Regions from separate parts of the Homo sapiens genome. Here region 1 is linked to region 2. Evidence: chromatin loops called from intact Hi-C (ENCODE). Cell type or tissue: natural killer cell. All regions are shown on one strand. Links, peaks and the distances in the headings refer to the core of each region. The heading gives the core; the rest is flanking DNA. Region 1 overlaps NAA50 (N-alpha-acetyltransferase 50, NatE catalytic subunit). Region 2 has its middle 24 kb from the start of ZNF80.

What was found. A loop is a pair of places that touch in the nucleus more often than their neighbours do. Peaks named below come from ENCODE experiments on the same cell type or tissue, not always from the same donor. Only the 100,000 strongest peaks of a DNase experiment are listed, where the experiment ranks them.
Region 1: a loop joins it to region 2, with 13 times the contacts of the local background. A loop is called at or near these places in 10 of 110 quality-filtered maps.

Annotation. Positions count from the first base shown.
Region 1 is chr3:113,740,437-113,743,352 of GRCh38, forward strand. All of the region lies in intron 1 of NAA50 (N-alpha-acetyltransferase 50, NatE catalytic subunit), which reads right to left. Among named protein-coding and RNA genes, the nearest start is that of NAA50, 4.4 kb to the right of the region's middle. In natural killer cell, for the core only: no CTCF peak of the experiment used is centred there; DNase peaks (open chromatin) are centred at 845 and 1,775; H3K4me3 peaks cover 593 bases; H3K27ac peaks cover 2,395 bases.
Region 2 is chr3:114,212,139-114,215,054 of GRCh38, forward strand. No RefSeq gene overlaps it. Among named protein-coding and RNA genes, the nearest start is that of ZNF80, 24 kb to the right of the region's middle. RefSeq lists an enhancer at 1,598-2,271. In natural killer cell, for the core only: a CTCF peak has its summit at 1,500; DNase peaks (open chromatin) are centred at 1,693, 1,823 and 2,243; H3K4me3 peaks cover 1,604 bases; H3K27ac peaks cover 2,500 bases.

The DNA.
Region 1 (2,916 bases), core at 326-2,825, 470 kb before region 2:
ATGCAGTGCAGCTTCAACCTCCTAAGCTCAAGTGATTTTCCCAACTTGACTTCCCAAGTAGCTGGGACTACAGGCACACACCACCATACCCCAGCTAATTATGATTACTATTTTTTTGTAGAGATGAGGTCTCACTATGTTATAGCCCAGGCTGGTCTTGAACTCCTGGGCTCAAGTGATCCTCCTGCTTTGGCTTCCCAAAGTGTCGGGATTACGAGTGTGAGCCACAGTACCCAGCTGAGAATCCGAGCTTTCACACTTTAAAATTTAAAATTTAGTTCTGTCATACAAGGCACATTTTTTCTTTTTTTTTTTTTAAAGGTCACTTTTAATTGAGACCCAATGACAAAAGGTGGACAATAATCAATTTGGTAAAACAAATTAACAGTACCCTTTAAAGCTTCTGTTTCTATGTTTACTAATGGCTTCCCCACATAGGCAATATCATCTAGACTATGCTAGAGTTTTCAATGACTCCATCATAAGGACTAGCGATGGTAACAGAAGCTTTATCACTTTGAACTTTACCGATGTTATCAAACTGAGACACTGTATCTCCTTCTTTTACATAACATTAACAGTTACTTTTCTAATCCCTTCTTCAGTGTCTGAGAATCTGAACTGAACAAGCTGTCCACATACAGCATTAATTGTTTTCAGAAAGTTATGTGGATGACTATACTTGAATGAAGGATAATCAAAGAAACACACATAATTTGGCTTCAAAACATGAACATTACTACATGTTGGAAAACAGTGAAACAAATCAGCTGCCCAGCATTCCTGCTCCAGGTCCTCAGTACACAGACTGCAGACATCTTACCCGGGAAATGGCAACTGTGCCACAGACCACAAGGTACATTTCAACTGCTCAATCGCCAACTGTAGCTAGTCACGACTGTACTAGACAGAACAATAAAATTGTGCCATTAAGTTAGGCATTGAATAGACTTAAATATAGCTCTCACGTTCACGATGGGAAGAATGTGTCTACTGGTTACTACTGGTATTCTATTGGTTACTGCAGGCTGCATTTAAAAAAAGATGAAGGCCAATCATTTGAATAATTGAGAAAGAGTATCGCTTCAGATATCACACAGCTGAAAGCCATAAGCAATACCTGGAAGAAAAAATTAGGAGTCCCAGTAACACTTCCCACTCTACTGATCACATGTGCAATAATATTCACACAACAGAAGTAAGGATCTTTGAAATTATGATAAACAGGGAATATATCTTGATTCAATAAGATGAGTGCTTGGACTACTAAGTGACTTTAAAAAATCTTTTCCAACTCAGAAAGTATTGATTATTCTTTGTTTAGAGCTTTCCTAAGAGTTGTCTGCAATTTCAGGAAGAAATTACACCACTAATGGCAACACAACATGAGTCAACAATGCACACAACTGTATAGGCAGCAGACATACTTTCTAAATTACACGATGATTCTATTTACAGATAGATGCAAACACTTGATCTTATGCTTTATGGCATAGTTGTGCCACATCATTAAATACTGAAATAAATTTTATTATAAATTACTTCCCTTTTATTTTTCTTTTATATTAGAGAGAACAGTACATTGATTTTTTAAAAAAACTTATGGTGTAAGGTTATATTTTATATGAATTCATCTCAACACAGCAAGGGCACATTACAAAGTATTTGTTAAAATTCACTATCTCAATCAACAAACCACAAATTGTTTCACAGAAGGAAGAAGTATAAACTGTAGGTTTATAAAAGGTGTCAAATGCTACGTCAGCCTGACTAGCTTTTGGTTTTGCTGAAAAACAAAACAGCAATAAACCTTTAAAAAAAGTTTTGTTTTGTTTTGTTTTTTAAGACCAGTTTTCGCTCTGTTGCCCAGGCTGAAATATAGTGACAAGATCATGGCTCTCTGCAGCCTTGAACTCCTGGGCTCAAGTGATCCTCCTGCCTCAGCCTCCCAAGTAGCTGGAACTACAGACTTGCACCAGCATGCCTGGCTTTTTTTTTTTTTTTTTTGAGACAGAGTCTCACTCTGTCGCCCAGGCAGGAATGCAGTGGCACGATCTCAGCTCACTACAACCTCCACCTGCCAGGTTCAGGTGATTCTCCTGGCTGCTTTATTGTTTGTAGAGACAAGGTCTCACTATGCTGAGATGCAAAAAGCATTCCTTTTGCCCCTTCCCAGTCCATATGCTGTCAGAGGTAACCACTGTTCGGAGTTTTTAAAGTTTTGTTTCTGACTGCAGAATCTTACATTTTAATTTTATTTGGTAAAATGGCTCCCTTTACTATTCCAATTAGTAGTCAACATTGTTCCATATTTATATTACTGCTACCTACTTTCCCATCTTAGTCACGTATTCACATTTTGTTAAAGACATTTTTTATTAGAACTAATTTGCACCTCTTTACTACAATTGAAGGCTAAATGATTTGGTTTTATTATACTTTCCATTACACTGCCTAATTACATTGCCACCTCAGTCATGGTTATCTGTGGCATACCTTCTTGCTTGAAATCGCCTTCCCTAGAGAAGAACAGATAAAAATATCACCCACAAATTCAAACTACAATGTCCCTGGTTCATAAAAACAGCCAACCTCAAAAGTAAGCAACATTTCCTAGTATATCTCAAACTTCTACATGTGCATATAAATTACATTCAGTAGTTAATAACCGGAAATTTATCTTCTATGGAGGAAAGACATGCCAATACAATGGAAAGTCCTACTGCTACTACTAATAAAAATACTCATGGTAAAAATATGAAGAAAAACCAGCTAAGTTTTAAGTTTCAATATGATAGGCAACATAGGCAACAGTGTACAATTTTAAATATTTGACTGGCTTCGTGTTGGGACTTCCGCAGTTTCCAATTTTAGATATTTCAATTTACTGTTTACTTACCTCAATATACAATAGAA
Region 2 (2,916 bases), core at 250-2,749:
TTGACATAAAAAAGATGTCAGCTCCATCCCAATCTACCTCTGTGAAGAGCAGGTATAATCCCGTAAACATCTATTCTGGGGGCTCCCCTTGGGAGAGAGACCCTCCCCTGCACACAGGCTTGGGAAGACTGAGTCATGCTTTAGAGCCCATTAGCCAACATCTTCTTCAATAGCAATCGCCACTACTCCCTTTTATTTGTAGTTACTCTATGGTAACTCTGTGGAGATGACGTGCATGTGGGGGCCACTGCCCTTTGTGGAAGGAATTAGATTTGAGGAATTGGACTATCGATAGAAGGTGGCTGGGCAAGTGACGAATCAGAGTCAGGAGATGGTTCTGAGGAAAGAGACCTGGCTGCCCAGTACTGTGCCCCGTATCTGAGCCCCATTTCTAGTCAGGAAAGGTCTTTCATGGGGTGGGGCCAGCCAGGATGGTCCAGCCTACTTGCATCCTCCCCCAATTGGCATTCTAGGCAATTTCTTGAAAGGACATTCCTTGTCTTCTTCTCACACGGCTTGAGTGAGTACACTTTGTGCTAGGAGCAAGATCCAGCCCATCCCAGGCTGAGATCTCTTTCTGTCCTGGTTAGGAACAGGGGCCAAGAGAGGCTGCCATGGGAAACACATGGCTCAGCCTGAGATGAGCATTCTCAGCAGACTCTTACTTCCATTACAAGCAGCAGTAGTAGGAAGCAATGTTTTTGGAGAGCGTCCACTGCACTCTCCTTGGTCTTGCCAGTGAAGTGCAGGGGCGGGGACCAGCTCACCTTCACATTCCTGGCCATGAAGGTGAGAATGGATCCAGACAATAATGTGTTTTCATTTGTGGTTGCTTATCTTTTGTCTCCAACTGGCAAGCTGGAATGATGTTGGCACCACACGACAACAGCAGGGAGTCACAGCCTTTTCATAAATGCATGGAGAAATGAGGCATCAGCAGGTACAGGTTACAGTGACTCAGGTGGGGCACAGGAATTTCATGATTTTAAAAAAGGATTCCAGATTCTTCTGTTCTCCTTGCCAAAGGCTAGTCAATTTTCCCAGTTGCTTCTCTATTGCCCCCATCTTATTCAAAACTGCACAAATTCAAATGACCCCACTTCATCTAGACAAAAACGTAAAAAGAAAAGACAGTCAATCAAGATTCTGCTTGATTAACATCTTGGGAGAAGGCTAACATGAGTCTTCAGGGATGAAAATAAATGGCTCTGAGCCTGGGCTGTGGTCATAAACCTGACCTTGTCACTGCCTAAGCGAGGAAAGCAATGGAGGAAATTAGAGCTCTCGTTCCAGTGTGATTACAATTGTACCCTTAACAGGACATGACAATGTTTTTTGGCATTCAATTATGTTTTGCTATGCGTGCATGCATACACTCACACACTCACACACGCAGAGCTAGAATTGAAATCATCTCAAGTGAGAATTCTTGTGATGCATTTAAGGGGCCTGCATTTGACAAGTTGCTACCTAGTTATGGACTAAAATCTCACCAGGCACCCCCATAGCTTATCGCCTGTCATTTCAAAACAAAGACATCCTGCTTCCCCTTTCTGTGTCACACCTCATCGACTCATTCTCAGCAGACTCTTACTTTCATTACAAGCTCGGTGCCACCTCCCGGACTTTCATCAGATGAAAACTTGAAAGAAAAAAAAAACCCATTCCATGTTTTGACTTGGACTCTAGGTGTTGTTATTCTCTCAGTCCAGCTTGAGAAAAAAAAAAAAAAAAAGCCCACCCCACGAGGGGGCAGGCCTGCTTTCCTGTCTCCTGCCACCACACAGTCTCTGAAGTGTGTGAAGAAGAGAGGAAGAGACAATTAACACTCAGCACCAATCTGCATTTCCTTTTTAGCTGCCATTTACACGCTGCTCAGGTTTTGAAAACCAGCATTTCATGCTACTCCCTAGAGAGCCAGCACCAGCTTCAGCAGGATCCATCTGCACAGCACTCACATTGCTGAAATCTTCAGCCAACCCAGAATTCATTTATTTATTTTTTGAAAAAAAATGAGAGAGAGGAAGTGAGAGAGTACGAGTGAGAGAGCAAGCAAGCGGGTGAAAATAATAGATTAGAATCTGGTAATATTTAATGCGCACGCTTGACCAATCCCTGCGCTGGTCCAGGCAGGGGTGAGTCAGTGGAGTTTTTCTTTGATCATCTTCTAGATTAGTGTGAGCAGCGAGCGAATGAGCAAGAGCGTGTGACAACAGAGGATGACAGGCTGTGAGGTTCGAAGCAGGAAGGACACACTCCATAAGTCTCGGCACTGCTCATCAGCCCATGTGTCAGCACGCTCTTGCTGATGGGAGCAGCGGGGAGAAACGCCATACTGGGAAGTCACTGCTGGTGTGGGACAAGTTACAAGATGCTTCTGGGGGAGGAAAATGTGTATCATCAACTCCTCAGGTCTGGCCAACTTGCTTTATTTCCTTTAGCCCCCAAAGGGTGGAGCATTGAAGCATAATAGCTTCAATAAGCTTTGTTATTTTAACATTATTATTTTTTAAACTGAATTCACCACCACAGGAGGTCACAGAGTCAATGGTCACAGCTGGCTTTTAAAAAAGGGTTGAGTCACTTTGTGATTGATAAAACAGACTCAGCCTGAGATGAGGGCAATCAGGTTTCCTGCTTGAAGGCATCAGTTGATCACTACAGGGGTCGGAAAGAAGTGTTTTTCTTACGCAAGTTCTGGCATAATAGTCTAGGTGAATGCAAAAAAAAAAAAAGTTAGTCTTTTGATTTGTTTGTTTTTGTTTCTAAGAGAGAGCAGAGCTAAAAAGCCCATCCTTACCTCAGTAGACCAATGAGTGGTCTGATTCCATCTGGCTCTGCTGCTCAGATGGCAGTTGTGATGATAGTCATGCTACAGACACATTTACCAACTAAGCAGTGCAGACAGTACTCTGC